Regions from separate parts of the Homo sapiens genome. Here region 1 is linked to region 2. Evidence: chromatin contacts called from ENCODE Hi-C or POLR2A ChIA-PET data. All regions are on one chromosome and are shown on one strand. The core of a region is the stretch at or near the end of the contact, and the rest is flanking DNA. Distances in the headings are between cores, read along the strand shown. Region 1 holds the start of GARRE1 (granule associated Rac and RHOG effector 1). Region 2 has its middle 38 kb from the start of LSM14A.

Region 1 (5,085 bases), core at 35-2,534, 120 kb after region 2:
CCTGACCTCAGGTGATCCACGCGCCTTGGCCTCCCAAAGTGCTGGGATTACAGGCGTAAGCCACGGCGCCCGGCCTCCTTCAACGCTGAGTAATATTCTATTGTTATGTTTATACCACATTTTGTGAACCCATTCACCCGTGGATGGACATTGGGTTGCTTCCACCTTCTGACTAATATGAACATGGGTGTACACATTTATATCCACTCTTGCCTCCCCTCCGTAGTCCTTCCTTCTCCACACTGCATCTAGAGTAACCCCTTTACACTCTCAAGTATGGACAAATCACCTCTTGCTTAAAACTCATTAGTTTTGCAACACTGTCAAGTAAGACCTAACTTCTCACCACTCTGATTTATTATTGGAACACAAAACTGGGCCATGCTCCGTGGCTCAAGCACTTTGGGAGGCCGAGGTGGGCGGAACACCTGAGGTCAGGAGTTTGAGACCAGCGTGGCCAACATGGGGAAATCCCGTCTCTACTAATAACACAAAAATTAGCCGGGCGTGGTGGCGCACGCTTGTAATCGCAGCTATCCGGGAGGCTGAGGCAGGAGAATCACTTGAACCCGGGAGGTGGAGGTTGCAGCGAGCCAAGATCACGTCACTGCACTCCAGCCTGGGCGATAGAGCAAGACTCCGTCTCAAACAAACAAAACCCACAGAACTGGAAGACCCTTGCTGCTGCTTCTGCGTAATGTGTTCTCCTCCCTTCTCGTTTTTTTTTTTTTTTTTCTCCCTTCTACCCCTTAGGACCTCAGCTCCTGCTCTTTCCCTGGGGGAATTCCGGATCACTCTCCTTTACTAGGTCAGGGTACTCTCTCCCTCCCTCTTACTCTTTCCCCTCCTACCACTTGTCACCATTGGTACTATATTATCACCCGGATATGTGACAATGGTATTGTGTATTTACCACTAAGGAATAAACTTATGAGGGAGAGAGCACTACCCGTTCCTGCAGTGCCCGTCGGGGCCTGGCATCTAGGAAACACTCCATACGCCAGTAATCGATTTCAGTCAATTTCAGTAATAAATCCAGGAGGACGCAGCCCGACCCCTCCCGCCCGGGGGCCAAGCCATGGTGGGGGATCTGGGTGGACCTCCGGCTCTGGCCGCCAGTCCTCAACCTCCGCCCCGGCCGTCCCGCTTGGGGGCCCAGGGTCCCAGGAGAGGAGGCTCCGGGGCGCCCCCTCCCCTCTAATGCGAGAGGAGAGTCCGCTCTAGGCGCGGGATCCGCAACCTCCCCGCGTCCGCCCGAGGCGGGGGCGGGGCCGGACCGGAGACGTAACTTCCGGTGTACACAGCCGGTCCAAGGCGGTGCGCTGGGGGCCGGGGCGCGTCGCAGGTGAGGAGCGGGCGCGGCGGGCGCAGGCGGGGGCTGGCGGGCGGGGTCGGGCGGTGGGCGGTGGGCAGCGGGGCCGCGGGCCGCAGCCAGGGCAGACGGCGAGACGGGCCCGCGGGGCGCCGCTCCGCTCGGGGCCGCAGGGCGCGGGGCCGTGGGCTCCCGCCCCTTGCCCGCCCGCTGTGGAGGACGCCGGGCTTTGCGGGCGCTGGCCGGCCGACGGAAGCCCGGAGGGGCCTCCTGGCGCGAACCCGGGACCTGGGGGCGCGTCGGAGACTCGGCGGCCGCGGCACCGCAGGGGCGGGTCGGCGCCCGTCAGGCGGGGAAAGGGGACGCTCCCTCGGTTCGCCGGGGCCCGGGAGGTCGCGCTGGCGCCAGGACCCGCTCCCGGAAGCCCGCGGAGGGAGGGCGGCCTGCTGGCGGCAGGGGTCCGCTGGGGCTAGCCGGGGAGGCGGCCCTCACGCCATCCCGGGGCTGCCGGGCGGGCTGCGCGCACCTTCCCGGCGGCGCCAGGCTGCCGAGGAACGCGCTTTTCCGGCCCTGCGGAGCCAGCTGGCGCATTGGGCCCGAGGGGAGGGTCCGCGGGGACCGGGAGGGCCGGGGCTGAGCGTGGAGGACCCGAGCCCGAGGGACGAGCGCAGAGTCAGGGGTGTGTCTTTCTGCGCCGCGCGGTGCGAGGAAAGAAGCGTGCCTGGTTGGCATGATAAGAATTTTGTTTAGACTTTTTAGAAATTTTCCAGAGACTCAGCTTTGGGGGCCTCCAGTTTGAAAATACCTTGTTCTGGTCCCTCATCCCCATTATAAAAGCAGTTAATTCTCCTTTCCTGGCAAAACACTCAAGACGACACAAAAAGTCTTAAGGTAGAAAATGACAGTCATCTGCCAGTCTACCATTCAGTGACAACCACTGCTAACATTTTGGTGATAATCAATAAATACAGATAGGTATTGTTATTTTTATGGACTTTACAGTATGTGATTTAACCACCGATGAGCATTGAGATAGTTTCCAATTTGTCACAAGATAAACAATTCTGCCGGAAGGATTTGTTTGATATGGTCTTTTTTTTTTTTTTTTAATAAGAGACTGTTGCCCAGGCTGGTCTCAAAACTTCTGGCCTCAAGCGACCCTCACGCCTTCGCCTTCCAAAGTGTTGGGATTACAAGTGTGAGATATTACACCTGGTCTGATTGTTATCTTAGAATAAATTTACAAATGGGGTCAAAGGTAACTTTATTTGTTTTTTTTTGAGACAGTCTCCCTCTGTCACCCAGGCTGGAGTGCAGTGGCGGGATCTAGATTAACTGCAACCTTAGCCTCCCGGGTTCGAGCGATTCTCCTGCTTTAGTCTCCCGAGTAGCTGAGATTACAGGCACCCACCACGCCCGGCTAATTTTTGTATTTTTAGTAGAGACAGGGTTTCGCCCAGTTGACCAGGTTGGTCTCGAACTCCTGACCTCAGGTGATCCGCCTGGCTCGGCGTTCCAAAGTGCTGGGATTATAGGCGTGAGCCACCGTGTCCGGCCGTAACGTTCAATTTTTAAGAATACATAGTATTTGTTTTCCTTTGACATATTTGGACAATTTTTCTGTCTCTTTGTCATAAAAAAAAATTCCAGCCTGGCGCGATGGCTCATGCCTGTAATCCCAGCACTTTGGGAGGCCGAGGCGGGCGGATCACTTGAGGTCAGGAGTTCTAGACCAGCCTGGCCAACGTGGTGAAACCCGGATTCAACTAAAAAAATACAAAAAAACACATTAGCCAAGCATGGTGGCGCGCTCCTGTAGTCCCAGCTACTTGGGAGGCTGAGGCAGGAGAATCGCTTGAGCCCAGGAGGCGAAGGTTGCAGTGAGCCGAGGTCGTGCCACTGCGCTCCAGCCTGGGCAACAGAGTGAGACTCCATCTCAAAAAAAAAAAAAAAGAAATTCATGTTTGCGTCTCATCGTTTCATGGTTTTATTTTTTTGCCTTTAGTCTACCTAAAATTCATTCTTGGTTTAAAATATGAAATATTTTGTAAATGGCTAGTCAGTTCCAGATTTATTGAATAATATGTAAGCTTTATCATTTTATCATATTTTAGACTAAAAGTTCTAAGTGTATGTTTGTAAGGGCTACTTACAAAGTTCATATTTACATTTTGTGTGTGCTTAGATGTTTTCAAGTGTCTTTAAAAATCACAGTATTTTCTTTTCACAGTATCTTCACAATATTTTGTTTTAAAAAGAAATCATTTTCCAATACAAGTACAGGGAATATTTCATGTTTGAGATTTTTTTTTTCTTTTTAAAGCAAAAAGTTTAGTTTATTGCCGTTTCATTTGCTTTCTTGCTGACAAGATAACAAACTCCATATGAAGAGTTCAGGTTTGTTGTGGCAACTTTTCAGTGTGGCATTTGAGATTCTAATCTTCCTCTATTTTTGCACACAAATACGTAGGTTGGCATTGGAGACCAAGATAGAAAAGTTCTCAGATTCCCTTGGCAAGCCTAGATTTTTCAATCTAAAATTATCTCCAGATGTTTGGAAGACCATGTTTTAAGCATCCTTTTTTTTTTTTTTAAGCAAATTGCACATGATTCTGTGAAAATTTTAGTAAATGTTTGTTCTGTTGAAAACCTATAGCCTAATACATCAGGATCCATGTGTCAAGTGGGTCTTCCAAGTCTATAGGAAATAATTGTTTCTGAAAGCTAGCAGGCTGGGATATCACATGGGTTGGGTGTCCACTCTCTTTTTTTTTGAGTCGGAGTCTCCCTCTGTCCCCGAGGCTGGAGTGCAGTGGCGCAATCTTGGCTTACTGCAACCTCCACCTCCCAGGTTCAAGCAATTCTTCTGCCTCAGCCTCCCTAGGAGCTGGGATCACAGTTGTGAGCCACCACCCCTGGCTAATCACTCTTTTTTCCTCCTGTAACTTTGTCCTTAGTGAAAAATGATGATCTTCCTAGGTAGGCAAAAAAATGTTGGTTTAGATAAGGAATTGATTTGTTTTGGAGTTATTGAAAAGCAGGTTGCCGTTTTCTCTGAAGTGTAAGTTCACAGAGAGCCTGAATGTTGTGTTTGGATTAAGGAAAAACAGCAACAGGTTGTGCTTGTGCTTCAAATGTCTTTAACTCTACTGAAACTGCCCTCTTGAGGGTCCCCTAACTGATGCATGCAGTGGCCATTGCTTAATTATTTTCCTTGACTTTGATCTCAGGTATTTGGCATGGTGAGCTATTCTTTCTTGCTCTCGTGAATCTCCCATTGATTGGCCTTCTTTTTTCTTTTTCTTTTTTTTCTTTTTTTTTTTTTTGAGACAGAGTCTTGCTCTGTTGCCCAGACTGGAGTGCAGTGGCTCGGTCTCAGCTCACTGCAACCTCTGGCTCCAGGGTTCAAACGAGTCTCCTGCCTCAGCCTCCCGAGTAGCTGGGATTACAGGTCTGCGCCACCACCCCCAGCAAATTTTTGTATTTTTAATAGAGATGGGGTTTCACCATGTTGGCCAGGCTGGTCTTGAACTCCTGACCTCAAAAGTGCTGGGATTACAGGCGTGAGACACCACGCTTGGCCTTGATTGGCCTTCTTGACTTGGAACTAGTGTGGTCATTTCCTGAAATCTGTGACTGCACTTTCTCATTTGTCTTTACTGCTTCTCTTCATACATCTACCTTGGGGCATTTTCTGAAGCCTAGTTTTGTACCTCTTACCCCCGCTCCAAAACATATTCCTTCCCACTTATCCAGTATATGAGTCCTGGGTA
Region 2 (5,444 bases), core at 1,384-3,883:
GCGTGATCTCGGCTACAACCTCCACCTCCCAGCCGCCTGCCTTGGCCCCCCAAAGTGCCGAGATTGCAGCCTCTGCCCGGCGGCTACCCCGTCTGGGAAGTGAGGTGCGTCTCTGCCTGGCCGCCCATCGTCTGGGATGTGAGGAGCCCCTCTGCCTGGCTGCCCAGTCTGGAAAGTGAAGAGCGTCTCTGCCCGGCCGCCATCCCACCTAGGAAGTGAGGAGCGCCTCTTCCTGGCCACCATCCCATCTAGGAAGTGAGGGGCGTCTCTGCCCGGCCGCCCATCGTCTGAGATGTGGGGAGCGCCTCTGCCCCGCCACCCCGTCTGGGAGGTGAGGAGCGTCTCTGCCCGGCCGCCCCGTCTGAGAAGTGAGGAGACCCTCCGCCTGGCAACCGCCCCATCTGAGAAGTGAGGAGCCCCTCCGCCCGGCTGCCACCCCGTCTGGGAAGTGAGGAGCGTCTCCGCCCGGCAGCCACCCCGTCCGGAAGGGAGGTGGGGGGGTCAGCCCCCCGCCCGGCCAGCCACCCCGTCCGGGAGGTGAGGGGCGCCTCTGCCCGGCCGCCCCTACTGGGAAGTGAGGAGCCCCTCTGCCCAGCCAGCCGCCCCGTCCGGGAGGGAGGTGGGGGGGTCAGCCCCCCGCCCGGCCAGCCGCCACGTCCGGGAGGGAGGTGGGGGGGTCAGCCCCCGCCAGGCGAGACGCCCCGTCAGGGAGGGAGGTGGGGGGTCAGCCCCCTGCCCGGCCAGCCGCCCCGTCTGGGAGGTGAGGGGCGCCTCTGCCCGGCAGCCCCTACTGGGAAGTGAGGAGCCCCTCTGCCCGGCCAGCCGCCCCGTCCGGGAGGGAGGTGGGGGGGTCAGCCCCCCACCCGGCCAGCCGCCCCGTCCGGGAGGGAGGTGGGGGAGTCAGCCCCCCGCCCGGCCAGCCGCCCCGTCCGGGAGGTGAGGGGCGCCTCTGCCCGGCTGCCCCTACTGGGAAGTGAGGAGCCCCTCTGCCCGGCCACCACCCCGTCTGGGAGGTGTACCCAACAACTCATTGAGAACGGGCCATGATGACAATGGCGGTTTTGTGGAATAGAAAAGGGGGAAAGGTGAGGAAAAGATTGAGAAATCGGATGGTTGCCGTGTCTGTGTAGAAAGAAGTAGACATGGGAGACTTTTCATTTTGTTCTGTACTAAGAAAAATTCTTCTGCCTTGGGATCCTGTTGATCTATGACCTTACCCCCAACCCTGTGCTCTCTGAAACATGTGCTGTGTCCACTCAGGGTTAAATGGATTAAGGGCGGTGCAAGATGTACTTTGTTAAACAGATGCTTGAAGGCAGCATGCTCGTTAAGAGTCATCACCATTCCCTAATCTCAAGTACCCAGGGACACACACACTCTGCCTAGGAAAACCAGAGACCTTTGTTCACTTGTTTATCTGCTGACCTTCCCTCCACTATTGTCCTATGACCCTGCCAAATCCCCCTCTGCGAGAAACACCCAAGAATGATCAATAAAAATAAATAAATAAAAAATAAATAAATAAATAAAAAAGAATATATTTTATTGGCTGGGCACGGTGGCTCGCACCTGTAATCTCAGCACTTTGGGAGGCTGAAGCGGGCGGATCACCTGAGGTCAGGAGTTCGAGACCAGCCTGGCCAACATGATGAAACCCCATCTCTGCTAAAAATACAAAATTATCTGGGAGTGGTGGCGTGCGCCTGTAATCCCAGCTACTTGGGAGGCTGAGGCAGGAGAATCGCTTGAACACGGGAGGCGGAGGTTGAGCCGAGATCGCGCCACTGCACTCCAGCCTAGGCAACAAGAGTGAAACTCTGTCTAAAAATATATTTTTTTAAATTTGTTTTGTATCAAGAAAAAAATACGAAAACATAACTTTATTGTAGCAATCTAATGCAGGTGTCTTTTAAAACTATCTTTTATTTCCAGATGGGACTTGGGAATTTCTTTGTTTTATTTTTTAAATACATTATCTTTCACAAACTCGGGGAGGAACAACTGTTTTTTAACCAAAAACTCCTCACCCAGGAACAAGCAAACTGCCTGAGAGCTGCATCTATTTTGCAATAGTGCCCCTGAAGCGCGCACGACGCCGCAGGGTAGGCGTCCCGCTCCTGACTGGACTCGTGGCACGGTCCTAAATTTGCAGAGGGACCCAGGGAGGATCAACCCACTCGACACTGGCAATGTCCCCACCTTCCCTAGCTGCAAACTGAAACCAGCAGCCGAGCCTCCCGCTCTAGAGGCGCGGCGAGGGGCGTGGCCGCGGCTGGGGTGGGGCTAGGGGCCGGGTCGTGCCCCCCGAAACTGGGCCGTGCCCCCCGCCCACCTCACTGCGCCTGCGCCCGAGGGCGCGGGGCAGGCTGGGAAGTAGCGTTAAGGTGGTGGTTGGGTGCTTTGCGGGTCACTTGTTGCGCTGCCCGCACGTTTGTCGCGGCTCCTGGATGCCTCTTTGGCCGCCTCGCCTGTTCCGGCTCTCTTATCTGCCCAGTCTTCCCGGCCCCTGCCCCGGACCCTCCTGCGCGCCCCTCCGGCTGCCTGTGTGCGACCCCAGCAACCGGCCCGGGGTCTCGCCGGCGCCGTCAGGTCATCGTCCACCCGGCTTGTTCTCAGCTTACCGAGAACGCCCCAGCCCCTGCGCTCCTCCTGTCTTACTTGTGTTGAGTCATTTAATCCGCTTTGCAATTGAGACATTGAAACGGAGACGCTCAGGAACGTGCTTCAGGTCACAGATCCAAGATGAGTTAGGGCCTGGAATTGAGTCGGGCTGCCTGCCACCATTCCACCTTGCATGTCACACCTGGACGAATACCCTGTGCTTCACCTAAATTCGCCTAAATTTTCACTATTTCTTTTTATTTTCTTTTCTTTTTTTTTTTTTTTCTTGATACAAGGTCTTGGTAGCCCAGGCTGGAGTATATTGGCGTGACCAGAGCTAGCTCACTGGAGCTTTGAACTCCTGGGGCTCAAGTGATTCTCCCGCCTCAGACTCCCAAATAGCTGAGGCTACAGGCGCAGGCCACTACACCCGGCTAATTATGACATTTTTGTAGAGGGGGCGGTCTCACTATGTTGCACAGGCTGGTCTCCAACTCCTGGGCTCAAAAGATCTCCCACCTCGGCCTCCAAAAGTGCTGGGATTACCGGCGTGAGCCACCGCATCCGGCCTGTTCACTATTTCTTTTTTCTTGACTTTCTTCTTTTTTTTTTTTTTTCGGAGGCAGAGTCTCACTCTGTCGCCCAAGCTGTAATGCAGTGGCGCAATCTCGGCACACTGCAACCTCTGCCTCCCGGATTCGAGTGATCGCCTCAGCTGGGATTACAGGTGCCTGCCACCACGCCTGGCTAATTTTTGTACTTTTAATAGAAACAGAGTTTTGCCATAATGGCCAGACTGGGCTTGAACTCCCGACCTCAAGTGATTCACCCTCCTCGGCCTCCGTAAGTGCTGGGATTACAGGTGTGAGCCACTGCGCCTGGCCTGTACACTATTTCTTAATCCCTGCCAGGGCGGTGTTATCTTTGCAGCTGAGAGTTCTAAGTGACTTGACAAAGGACACTAGCGCAACTTTAATAGCAAAGCCTGGGCCATTTCCACCACCACATGTGTGGCCTGTGTTCTTTCCCACACCTTTTAAAATTTTAAACAGCCTTATTGAAGTGCTGGTGTAAAGCCTGTACATATTTAAAGCATACAGTTTGCCTTTTACATATGTGTGTATACATCCCTGAAACCACCACCACAATCAAGAGAATGAACATAAAAGTTTCCTTCTGCTCATTTATAATCCTTCCTCCCAGTCACAGCCTACCGTATCAGTCCCTCAGATAACAGTGAATCTGCTTTTGGTCACCGTGGATTAGTTTGCGTCCTGTAGAATTATATGTTAAGGAATCATATACTATCTGCTTTTTCTCAGGGTAGAGGACAGTTACTGAGGCCAAGGGGTCACTTCATGATGAGCATAGAGGCCAATACTATGGCATGAGATTTTGAGAAAAGGAAAGCTTTATTGCCAGTTGACCAGCAAGGAGACAGGAGGCCAGATCAAGTCTATCTCCCCATGCTGGCCTTAAGGCAGTACATTTATTAGGAAGGTTTAGGGGATGAGTTAGGGATCAACAGGTAGAAAGAAAGGGGAGGTCTGGAAAGTCCTTGGGCATGCACAGTTGTCTCTTGATGGGTTGCATGTGCAAATCCAGGATGCGAGAGTGAATATGGAACATGCTGCGGAAGTTCAGACTGTGATGTCAGCAGCCTCTTTCTGCACAGACTCCAGTTGGCCATGTTGGTTCCAACTGATTTCAGCCAGTTTCGTTCTCTTATAATTAAAGGGAGTTTCTGCAAAATGTTTCTTGTCTTATCTGCCATCATGTAAGCTCAAGAATTCCTGGCGGGGTGTGGTGGCTCACGCCTGTAATCCCAGCACTTTGGGAGGCCGAGGTGGCTGGATCACCTGAGGTCAGGAGTTCGAGACCAGCTGACCAACATGGTGAAATCCCGTCTCTACTAACACCACAAAAATTAGCTGGGCATAGTGGCAGACGCCTATAATCCCAGCTGCTCCGGAGGCTGAGGCAGGAGAATCGCTTGAACCCGGGACAAGGTTGCAGTGAGCTGAGATCACACCACCGCACTCCAGCCTGGGGGACAGAGCAAAATTTTATCTCAAAAAAAAAGAATTCCTGTTAGTCACCTGTTTAACCCTTTGGGGTACGATTTCACTTCTTAGCTCTGTGCTTGCAAAATAATTAGACATCCTGTTATCAAGAAAGTATGGCCAGATAAAACTGGTCTGGAAGTTACACAGTCAAGCTTAACTATTTTGAAATTCACCCATGTTGCTGAATAGATCAGTAGTTCATTTCTTGTCATTGCTGAGTAGAATTCCATTGTATTGATATACTGCAATTTTTTAAATCCATTCCTCCATTGTTCACTTTTCAGTTTCTGGCTATAACAAACAAAACTTCTATCAACATGGGTGTGCAAGTCTTTGTATGAATGTACCCTTTTATTTGGATTAATAGCAGTGAAATGGTTGTGTCAAACAGTGGGTGTATGTTCAACTTTTTAAGAAACTGCCAAACTTTTTCAGATGAGATCAGGTGTGTTTAGGGTGATATGGCCATAGACCCAAACTATTTTTCAAAGTGGTTGTTCCAGACCAGGCATGGTGGCTCATGCCTGTAATCCCAGCACCTTGGGAGGCTGAGGTAGGCGGATCACCTGAGGTCAGGAGTTCAAGACCAGCCGGGCAAACAGGGCAAAACCCTGTCTCTACTAAAAGTACAAAAATTAGCCAGGCATGATGGCGGGTGCCTGTAATCCCAGCTACTTGGGAGACTGAGGCAGGAGAACCAGGAGGAGGAGGTTGCAGTGAGCTGAGAGTACACCACTGCACTCCAGCCTGGGTGACAGAGTGAGACTCATCTCAAAA

What was found. A loop is a pair of places that touch in the nucleus more often than their neighbours do. ChIA-PET counts read pairs that join two places held with the same protein, here RNA polymerase II (POLR2A). Pooled maps may share reads with other maps.
Region 1: a loop to region 2 is called in a pooled map, with 4 times the contacts of the local background. The contact joins the promoter of GARRE1 here to the enhancer-like site in region 2. A Hi-C loop is called at or near these places in 5 of 50 pooled maps. POLR2A ChIA-PET finds 5 or more read pairs at or near these places in 4 of 52 experiments (HEK293, Panc1, activated CD4-positive, alpha-beta T cell and 1 more).

The regions. Positions count from the first base shown.
Region 1 is chr19:34,253,270-34,258,354 of GRCh38, forward strand. GARRE1 (granule associated Rac and RHOG effector 1) reads left to right here and starts at 1,285. Exons shown (of 14, transcript NM_014686.5): 1 at 1,285-1,345. RefSeq lists an enhancer at 1,582-2,103.
Region 2 is chr19:34,132,203-34,137,646 of GRCh38, forward strand. No RefSeq gene overlaps it. Among named protein-coding and RNA genes, the nearest start is that of LSM14A, 38 kb to the right of the region's middle. RefSeq lists a silencer at 2,157-2,566 and an enhancer at 2,550-3,085. Within about 2 kb of position 2,634, at least 38 of the 41 ENCODE cell types and tissues checked have a DNase peak (open chromatin) inside an H3K27ac peak, as active enhancers do; they include Panc1, where a contact is called at or near this core.